Linked DNA regions of Homo sapiens: region 2 is linked to region 1. Evidence: chromatin loops called from intact Hi-C (ENCODE). Cell type or tissue: GM12878. All regions are shown on one strand. Links, peaks and the distances in the headings refer to the core of each region. The heading gives the core; the rest is flanking DNA.

Evidence for each region. Peaks named below come from ENCODE experiments on the same cell type or tissue, not always from the same donor. Only the 100,000 strongest peaks of a DNase experiment are listed, where the experiment ranks them.
Region 2: a loop joins it to region 1, with 7 times the contacts of the local background. A loop is called at or near these places in 1 of 110 quality-filtered maps.

What each region holds. Positions count from the first base shown.
Region 1 is chr22:33,470,276-33,475,268 of GRCh38, forward strand. The region is part of intron 6 of LARGE1 (LARGE xylosyl- and glucuronyltransferase 1); the gene reads right to left. Among named protein-coding and RNA genes, the nearest start is that of MIR4764, 36 kb to the left of the region's middle. RefSeq lists enhancers at 2,020-2,099, 2,240-2,299, 2,310-2,379. In GM12878, for the core only: no CTCF peak of the experiment used is centred there; DNase peaks (open chromatin) are centred at 456, 2,306 and 2,676; H3K4me3 peaks cover 1,269 bases; H3K27ac peaks cover 3,928 bases.
Region 2 is chr22:35,124,936-35,129,928 of GRCh38, forward strand. The region is part of intron 4 of LINC01399 (long intergenic non-protein coding RNA 1399); the gene reads right to left. Among named protein-coding and RNA genes, the nearest start is that of ISX, 61 kb to the left of the region's middle. RefSeq lists enhancers at 1,974-2,023, 2,064-2,123, 2,134-2,393. In GM12878, for the core only: no CTCF peak of the experiment used is centred there; DNase peaks (open chromatin) are centred at 2,256 and 3,886; H3K4me3 peaks cover 778 bases; H3K27ac peaks cover 4,000 bases.

The DNA.
Region 1 (4,993 bases), core at 401-4,400:
GTACCCCTGAAACCAAAATAAAAGTTAAATACATCATGGCATTATTATTGAACTCTAAAAAGGCAGACAAGCCCTCTCTTGCTGTGGCTTCAACCCTAAACTCCTTGGCTTGGCTTCAACCTGCCACACAACTTTCAAGTGAACATTTATGATGTATTTACTCTATTTCAGGTATTGGGAATAATAAACAGGAATGAGCAGTCTTTGCCCTCAAAGATCTTAGAATCTATTCCTTTTGCTCCACGTTCTCCTCTCTGTCAAAACACACCAGTGCATGCTGTCCTGACAAGCCTGGTCTCTTAACTGAAGCCTCTCAGCCCCGTGTGGGCACATGCTCTCCCTCACCTCCCCGGAAGGGCCCCTCATTCCTCTCGTCCATAAGCTGCCCTCACCTTGTGAGTTCCACTTCCTCTACACGGACCTTGACCTCTTCGTGGGGAGCACTTGCTTCTCTGAATGCAGGTCCCCATTCTGGTCTGGCCCACACCATCTAAGGTTTCATTTAGATTCAGTTCAAATGCCTCCTCTGAGTAAAAGGCAGTGTAGTCTCATAGAAACACCATGCATGAATCTGAGAGAGCTATTTTACAGCGTGGGACCTTAACCAAATCTAAGTCTCCCTGAGCCTCAGGTTAGACTTCTGTCAAATAGGGATATTAAGTTGGTTGTTGTGAGGACCATATATGATAATGTTTGTAAAATGACTTATAAACGTTGTAGGACTGATGAAACTTAATAGTCTTTCTTCTTCTTCTTTTTTTTTTTTTTTTTTGAGAGAGTCTCGCTTTGACTCCTAGGCTGGAGTAAGGTGGCGTGATCTCTGCTCACGGCAACCTCTGCCACCTGGGTTCAAGCAATTCTCATGCCTCAGCCTTCCAAGTAGCTGGGGTTAAGGGCACACACTACCATGCCCAGCTCATACTTGTATTTTTAGTTGAGATATATTTTTAGCAGAGATTTTTAGCACCACGGTGGCCAAGCTGGTCTCGAACCCCTGACCTCAAGTGATCTACCCACCTTGGCCTCCCAAAATGCCAGGATTACAGGCATGAGCCACCACACTCAGCCCAGTCTTTCTTCTAACAACAAGATATTGATTCTGGAAAGCCCCGAACAACCCCACAAAGTACAAAAACAACTATAATAATAATACCTCTTATTATAACTGTTGCTTTTATGTGCAAAGCATCTGCTCAATTTTCCGATGTGGCTCTTCACTAATTTCTTATGGTCTCTTCTCTCTCATCATGAATTTTTTTGTATTTTATTTATTGCTTATTTCCAACTCTTGTGCCCCACCCAAAATAATGCCAATATGGACCATGCTGAATAACTGGTTGGGACCAAACACAGGGCTGCCCAGGAAACTCTTCCACTCAGAGAGGTGTAGGCCTTAGCTCCTCCCCAGGTGCCAAAGTACAAAAAGAGGCTGAAAGCACTGGGCTGATCTTATGATCAATAAAAGATAAGTGGGAGAGGCCAGGCGCGGTGGCTCACCCCTGTAATCCCAGCACTTTGGGAGGCCGAGGCGGGCGCATCATGAGGTCAGGAGTTCTAGACCAGCCTGGCCAAGAGACCAGCCTGGCCAATATGGTGAAACCCCGTCTCTACTAAAAATACAAAAATTAGCTGGGCGTGGTGGCGGGTGCCTGTAATCCTAGCTACTCGGGAGGCTGAGGCAGGAGAATTGTTTGAACCCGGGAGGTGGAGGTTGCAGTGAGCTGAGATCACACCACTGCACTCCAGCCTGGGTGACACAGTGAGACTCTGACTCAAAAAAAAAGAGTAGAGCCTCAGTGGAGAGCCAGGGGAGACAATGGGAAGACCATCCAATCAATTCAGTTACAGCTGGAGCTGAGCAGGCAATCCTGATTTAGTGCCATGGGTTAACTTTGAGCTGATTCTCCTGGTTGGTTTCATATTTTCAAGCATACTTTAAGGTCTTTGGAGGCAAAGATGGCAGTTACCTGCAGACCTTCCCAAGCACTTTGCAGGATGTTATACACAGAGAAAATGTCAACAGTTTGTACTGATGAAGGAGACAAAGAGAGAGACAGGCATGCAGAGGGAGAGGAGATAAAGAAAAAGGGATGCCAGAGAAAGGATCTTACTGTTGCTTACCTCTTTTTGAGTATTTCTTTCTTTTCAAATATCTAGTATAGTGGTTTCCAATGAGAGCAGGACTGATTCCTAGTGGGGTATTTTGGAAACCTCTGCAGGTGTTTTTTGTTGTTGCTATAATTAGAGGATGCCATTGGCTAAATTTAGAGGTGAGGTCAAGGGATGATCAACATTCTGCACTCTACAGGGAAATTCCACACCACACACAATAGTCCCTTGCCTCTCATGACTTTCAAATGTCTCAGCAGATAGTCATTTTAGTGAAAAAGACGTCAATAAGCAGCTATGTATAAAATCTAAACCACATTTTACATTTAAACTCTGAGTGTTTCTGCACATTTTAATATGTGCTGAGTTTTCTAGCAAAGCATCTACCATGTAAATTGAGGGAAGATCGTACTCCACTTTGTTTGGAATTTTACCAAGAGCTGCTCGTCATTTTGTAAAGTAATGATACCAGTAGCAGTGCTGCTGGCAGCATCTGAGTCATCAAACGATGCACCTGTATCTTTCTGCATTTGTAGCTGTCATGTGTAAAGGAATTCTGTTGATGCCTGCACAAGATCATTTCGTCCTGTCTTCTAGAGCACTGGGGTGGTCAAATATCTTGGCTTGCCTGGGACTGAGGGGTTTCCTGAATGTAGAACTTTTAATGCTAAAATTGGGAAAGTTCCAGGCAAATGAGGATGAGCGAGCCACTCTACTGAGTATTAACATATTGAGATGCATGATACTTTCAAAATGATACAACCTACACTTTTTCATATCTCTCTTTTTTTTTTTTTCTTTGAGATGGAGTTTCACTCTTATTGCCCAGGCTGGAGTGCAATGGCGTGATCTTGGCTCACTGCAACCTCCGGCTCCCAGGTTCAAGCCACTCTCCTGCCTCAGCCTCCCAAGTAGCTGGGATTAAAGGCACCCACCACCATGCCCGGGTAGTTCTTTTTATTTTTTATTTTTTTTATTTTTTTGAGACGAAGTCTCACTCTGTTGCTCAGACTGAAGTGCAGTGGCACTATCTCGGCTCACTGCAACTTCTGCCTCCCGGGTTCAAGTGATTCTCCCGCCTCAGCCTCCTGAGCAGCTGGGACTAGGGGCACATGCCACCACCATGCCCAGCTAATTTTTGTATTTTTTTAGTAGAGACGAGGTTTCACCCTGTTGGTCAGGCTGGTCTTGAACTCCTGACCTCGTGATCCACCATGCCCAACCAATTTTTTGTATTTTTAGTAGAGGTGGGGTTTCACCACGTTGGCTAGGCTGGTCTCGAACTCCTGACCTCAGGTGATCCACCACCTTGGCCTTCCAAAGTGCTGGGATTACAGGCGTCAGCCACCGAGCCCAGCACTTTTTCATACCTTCTACATACACAAGGTGCTGGGCATATGAAAAGTGATGGAAAAAAATATTAAATGAATGGGAGAAGAGGGAGAGAAAAAACAGGCCATTTTCTCAGAGTTGCTAAAATTAATTCTGTTCTATGAGTATGCGACTTTCCAGAAATGTGCAGCTGATACCAAGGCACACCTTCTCACCATCCCACAGTTTGAAGACATTTCATATTCTTATATTTTCTGCAAAGTATTCTCCAAAACATCTTTGGAGGGGAAAGGAGGTTGGTCTGCCTTCTGAAAAGGAATCATGATATCACAGGATCACATATTTCACAGGAACTTCAAGGTTACTAAATCTGGATAATCTTTTTCACTCAAAGGGCCTCAAACATATATTGTTGGCCAATGTATCTAGTCTTTTATTTTTATTTATTTATTTATTTATTTTTTGAGATGGAGTTTCACTCTCGTTGCCTAGGCTGAAGTGCAATGGTGCAATCTCGGCTCACTGCAACCTCCGCCTCCCAGGTTCAAGTGATTCTCCTGCCTCAGCCTCCCAAGTAGCTGGGATTATAGGCATGCACCACCATGCCTGGCTAATTTTCTGTTCTTAGTAGAAATGGGGTTTCACCATTTTGGTCAGGCTGGTCTCGAACTCCTGACCTCAGGTGATCCACCTGCCTCGGCCTCCCAAAGTACTGGGATTACAGGCATGAGCCACTGTGCCCGGCCTAGTCTGTCTTTTAAAAGGCAATACAACTAGACAGGTGCTGTGCTTGGTGACAATGGTAGAGACATGGCGCTTACCCCCTTATGCCTGGCACGCTTTGCATATTGACACTGCCTGCCTTCCACCTGCATACATGTGAGTCTGAGACCTCACTGTTATCAGGACACAAATCACCTCTGGAGTTTTGATAAGTCATCCGGAGCCTCACCTTGAACATCTGCTTTGACATAATAAGGAATAACTGGGAAACAGTTCTCTTTTTGATTCATTTGTGGTCACAAGAGGAAACCAACCACAGCTTACAGGAAAATAAGGAGTGTGGAAAAAGAGTGGGGTGCTGTGGGCTAGCTGATGTCCCCAGAGAAAACTCAGCTGTCAGCAAGATGGCAATGCTCCTGCATCCAAAACACAGCTGCTCATCTGTAATCTTGAGGCAATTTTGTTCAGGGGATAACTGGCTGAAAAGAAGAGAGCTGAAGTGAGAGGCCAGGAACTTGTTTCTGACAGTAATATCAGAAGATAAGGAGATGGAATGCCCTCTTTTGTCAAACTGCACCTCTTTTCACTCCACCATCTACAGGACATGCACCAGGGAGGGGGAGCCAGGCTGAATTTGGGGACAGGGAATGGCATAGTCTACTCACTGGAACAGAGTCTTTGTGTTTAATATGAGGGGTTTAGAAGCTTTTTCAGGAATCTTGCCTAATCCCATATAGAAGATGAATACTGGGGTGGGACTACCAGGGTTTGAATCTCTGTTTCATCTCTTCCTATTTGCATCACTTTACCAGTCAAAGGCAAGTTGCAT
Region 2 (4,993 bases), core at 601-4,600, 1.7 Mb after region 1:
TTCTGCAGCTATTAATAACCCCTGAAATTCTGTAGCATCACAACCACTCAGGCCTCCATCTGTGGTTGAACAGAATAAGGTACAGCTGGATAGTGAAATTCTGAATTGTGTAATGACTGTGGCACTTGACCAGCCTAAGGGTAAGAGTAATTATGAAGACTGTGCAGTGAGCCAGCTTTTCTTAACTGCTTGAGAAACGTTAAAAACGACAAATGACAGGCTCAGATAAGCCAACCTGTCAATTCAAGGCAGAGTTGTGCTCCATCTATAGCACTATTTAAGGATACTCTCATCTCCTGAAGCTACCTGGCAAAACGTGCTGAGAATCCGGCCTGGATCTGACTATAAGAGTGGAAGAATTACAGAGGAACCTAAATGCACAGCCACAAGACTCCTGTGATCATCAGAGGTCTCAGAGGAAATGAATGGGACCCTAAAATTCAGAACGAGGACAGTTAGGTAAACTAGCCTGAGAATGTTGGACCCCACATGCTGTGAACATATCAGGCCGATAGAAACATCCTCTTCCAGCTGGGCATGGTAGTTCATGCCTGTAATCCCAGCACTTTGGGAGGCCGAGGCGGGTGGATCACCTGAGGTCAGGAGTTCAAGACCAGCCTGGCCAACATGGTGAAACCCCGTCTCTACTAAAAATACAAAAATTAGCTAAGAGTGGTGGCACGTGCCTGTAATCCCAGCTACTCAGGAGGCTGAGGCAGGAGAACCACTTGAACTCGGGAGGCAGAGGTTGCAGTGAGCCGAGATTGCACCATTGCACTCCAGCCTGGGCGACAGAGCAAGACTCTGTCTCAAACAAAAAAAAAAAGAAAAAAGAAAAAGAAAAGAAAAGAAAAAAGAAAGAAACATCCTCCTCCCCTCTACAGAGCAGTGCTATGTTTCCTTGCTTAGAGAGCCTGCAGAGAGTGAGGCTGGTATCTCACAAATTCATGCTTGTCCTCCTCAAGATCTACCCCTACAGTCCCTCATTACTTTCAGGATGATAAACAGAATAAAGTCTAGGTACAACGCAAGCAGTAACACACAAATGCAGCTCTGGGTTGGGGTAGTTTTCACACTGAAGGAGTTGCAAGACCCAGCCAAAAAGACTCTCACGGGTTAGGGTAGAAGTATTGACACAAGGACACTCAATTGTGACCTGTTTTAACAAGGATACTGGGGGCCATCCTAACACTCTGTTGGGACAGCTCCTTGTAGCTGGAGCACGGTGATTTATTTGTTGAAGTTTTTTTGTTTGTTATGTTTTGTTTTGTTTTTGAGATAGAGTCTCACTCTGTCACCCAGGCTGGAGTGCAGTGTTGTGATCTCGGCTCACCGCAACCTCCGCCTCTCAGGCTCAAGCAATTCTGCCTCAGCCTCCCGAGTAGCTGGGATTACAGGTGCACACCACTACCGCCCAGCTAATTTTTGTACTTTTAGTAGAGTCGGGGTTTCATCATGTTGGCCAGGTGGTCTTGAACTCCTGACCTCAAATGATCCACCTGCTTCAGCCTCCCAAAGTATAATTAGATGAAGTGAAGATGCTAGAACTGCTCTGGCACAATATTGAGAAAGGGACCAGAAGGCTTAGGGAGGCAGGGCAGCTAGCTATATTTATTATGTGAGATGGGCAAACCCACCCTCCACAGAGGCAATAAGCCACATGCTGTTGGGAGGGAGGCAGGCCAGGGTGTAGGGAAAGCAAACCAGCATCTCTGAGAAGCCTGGGGCAGCCACCTCTGCAGGCGTCAGTTCCAAAATGTCATCTGGAGGATTGCTTTCAAGGGACACTTTCAGTTCCCGATGTTTATCCTGGATTCCCCCAAAAGTTTATGTGGATAGTTTATTTGGGAATGTGATCCCAGAATGAAGGCGTGAGGATCGGGGGAATAAAAACAGGAAAGAAGGGGAGCTAATACCATGACCTCTTATCCTTTTGATAAGAGTGGTAGATGTTGCCAGGGAACTGGTATGTCCAGTGTTGGTGGACATGGTGAATTCCAGTCAAATGGCAGCTGTTCATCTTCAGTGGCCAAGTGGATGAATTTACTGAGATAGCAAGGTTGAGTGGCAACGAGGGGGTTCCCTCATTATCCTTTGACCCAGGCTCTCCTTTGGGGGAAACCCAGATTTATCTGGCTGGGAACATTATCTAATTTTAGTATCACTGAATCCCACTAAGCTGAGATAGCCCCTGTCCTTTTTACAGGTGAGGAAACCGAAACTCTGAGAGGTCGCCTAAGTGGGGGGGATGAAAACCAGCGCTCTGACCACATCCTGGCCTTCGTCACCATGGGATTCCGAGGGACAAGCCCAGGGGAGTTGCAGCATCCTCTGTCTACCCTATGTACGTGACCCCCCTTTGCGGTTTTTAAACCCCACTGCTTGCTGACAGATTTGTCACCTGTTATAAGGGCAGAATCCATTATTATTATCAATAGTAGTGATGGATACTTAAATAATAAATGCACTAATCTCATTAAGCCACTTATTTAATTAATCTATTTTAATTCATGTAATTAGTTAATATGATAATGCTTCCTTTCATCCAAAGACAGCCTGCAGGCTCTCCAAGCATGGTGTATTATGATTAATGGATTTTCACATGTTGAGAAGGAAGGAGTTTGGGGAAATGCTCAAAGTCAGAGTTGCCTGGTGGGGGTCGCTTAGCCCATGGAGAAGCCCACTGCTCTCTATCTGATGACTGCTCTCCCGCCCACAGGCACTAAGCTCTCACTAGCTTTCTTGACTTTGCACTTACCTGGAAAGTCCTCTCCTTTTCTCCCTGTGTAGCAATACCACCCATCCTTCAAGACTCAGCTTAGGAGTCACCTCCAGCAGGAAGCCACCTGACCTTTCCCAGCTGGATTAGACAGCTCTCCTGAGATACTCTGTGTAGCACATGTCAGAACTATGGAATGTCCCCTGCTTAAAAACAAATGCTTTGAGAGAAAGGGCTGGGCTGTGACTACAGCATCAGCAACCACAAACACAGCAACCACCATCATTCATTGAGCATCTATTCTGCACCAAGCATCTTCCCAAGCACATTGCAAAGATAGTCTCTTTCCGTCTTCACCCAACATCAAACTGGGAATTGTTTCCTCATTTCTTTTGGAATAAGGAAACAGAAACTTCAAGCAGTTAGATAACTTGCCCAGAGCCACCCACCAGAACCAGGATTCAAACTCAGGTTCAGATGGTCCCAAAGCCTGAATCCTTAACTACCATGCCAGACGTCTTACTTGTCTTTGCAGCCTCCACCCCTAGCACAGGGCCTTACTCAATACTTGTATAATGAATGAATGCCCCAAATGCTTTCTTAACAAATTTGGATCTCATAGTGAGAGAAACAAGAAGACCTTGTGGCTGAAAGGGGAGTGATCATCAGCTTAGAGGAATTCCGTTATTATGTTGATCTTTCATGGTAATGTTTAAGGACATTAAAATTTTCAATACCGTTGATGGAATTACATTTTACTCTAAGGTCTAAAACCACAAACAAACAAAAATAGTAATTCCATTAGTGGCTGAAAATGGTAATAATCCTGGTGAGTATGAATTTTATTGCTATAGCAACTGGAAAGCCCAGAAATGATAAATAAAAAGTTCTTACATGCTGTGAGGAGTACATTTTTGTTGCCAATACTCCATCAAACATTTTAATTCCATTAGTAGTTAAAAATTGTAATAATACCCTTGACAATAATTTTTATTGTTATACCTGTAAAACACAAAGATAAGAAATAATTTTGTCAACTGGAACATGGTGATCATAACTCAGTGGTATTAGTGAGAAGCCTGTGATTCAGTTTCAGTGTGACTAGCATCTCGATTTGGAGCCTTAACACCTGAAAATGTGACTCAAAAGCTATTTCAAACTTAAGCCATTTCCCTCTTTCATTTCTAGTGTTCTCATGGCAAAGAAAGAACGCACTCAGAAGTAGGTTGACAGTGGCTCTGCCACTATCTTGTGACCTACCCTGGCTCTCAGTCTTCTAATCTGTTAAATGGGACCACATAGGCTCTGTTTTAGTTTAGTCTAATACCTGGGGATACAGTCATGTATTATGTAGATGGTGACCCTGACCACACGGAGCTTATGGTTTTGGGGGAAGATCGATATTATTTATTATCAGCAGCATTGAAGGGAGTGATTTTCAGGAGCTCACCCAGAGGCCACCAAGAAGCTCCTCCACCTGCGACCCTGATGTAGGTGACTCTCAAGAAGCTCCCCTGGAAGCTTCCAGGCTCAAGCCTGTACACCTCCCCGGCTGCTATGCCTCTGGAGAGCAAAACCTTCTTCCTCTTCCATGGCTTATACTTCTCATGAGCACTTCCATTGGCCGACTCTACCCCAGAACAATCTTAGGAAGGGCATTCTAGGAAGGCTTCTCAGAGGAAGTAACATTTAACTTAAAAACCAAAGGATGAGGGGAGGCCGAGGCGGGCGGATCACAGGGTCAGGAGATCGAGACCATCCTCGCTAACACGGTGAAATCCCATCTCTACTAAAAATACAAAACAAAATTAGCTGGGCATGGTGGCAGGCACCTGTAGTCCCAGCTACTCAGGAGGCTGAGGCAGGAGAATGGCATGGACCCGGGAGGTGGAGCTTGCAGCGAGCCGAGATAGCGCCACTGCACTCCAGCCTGGGCAACAGAGCGAGACTCCATCTCAAAAAAAAATAAAAAACAAAGAATGAGTAACACTTGGTCAGGGGAAAAGAATAGAGAGGAGCTGGGAAGGGAGAGGAGAAGGAAAAATAATCCCAGGTAGTGGGAACAGCATGTGCAAAGTAGAGCTTTGCTGTCACTAGCCACCTCTGGGGATCTCCCGCAGCTCAGTGAAATTCCCCACTGGTGGACTGGGAGTAGGGTAGGGGATGGCACAGCGGTTTCTCAAATGTGGTGATGGAGTTTACTCCACCAGTTTCATCAAGTGCTATCATCAGTAGATTTCATCATGGTGCTTATAATTTTTTTTTTTTTTTTTG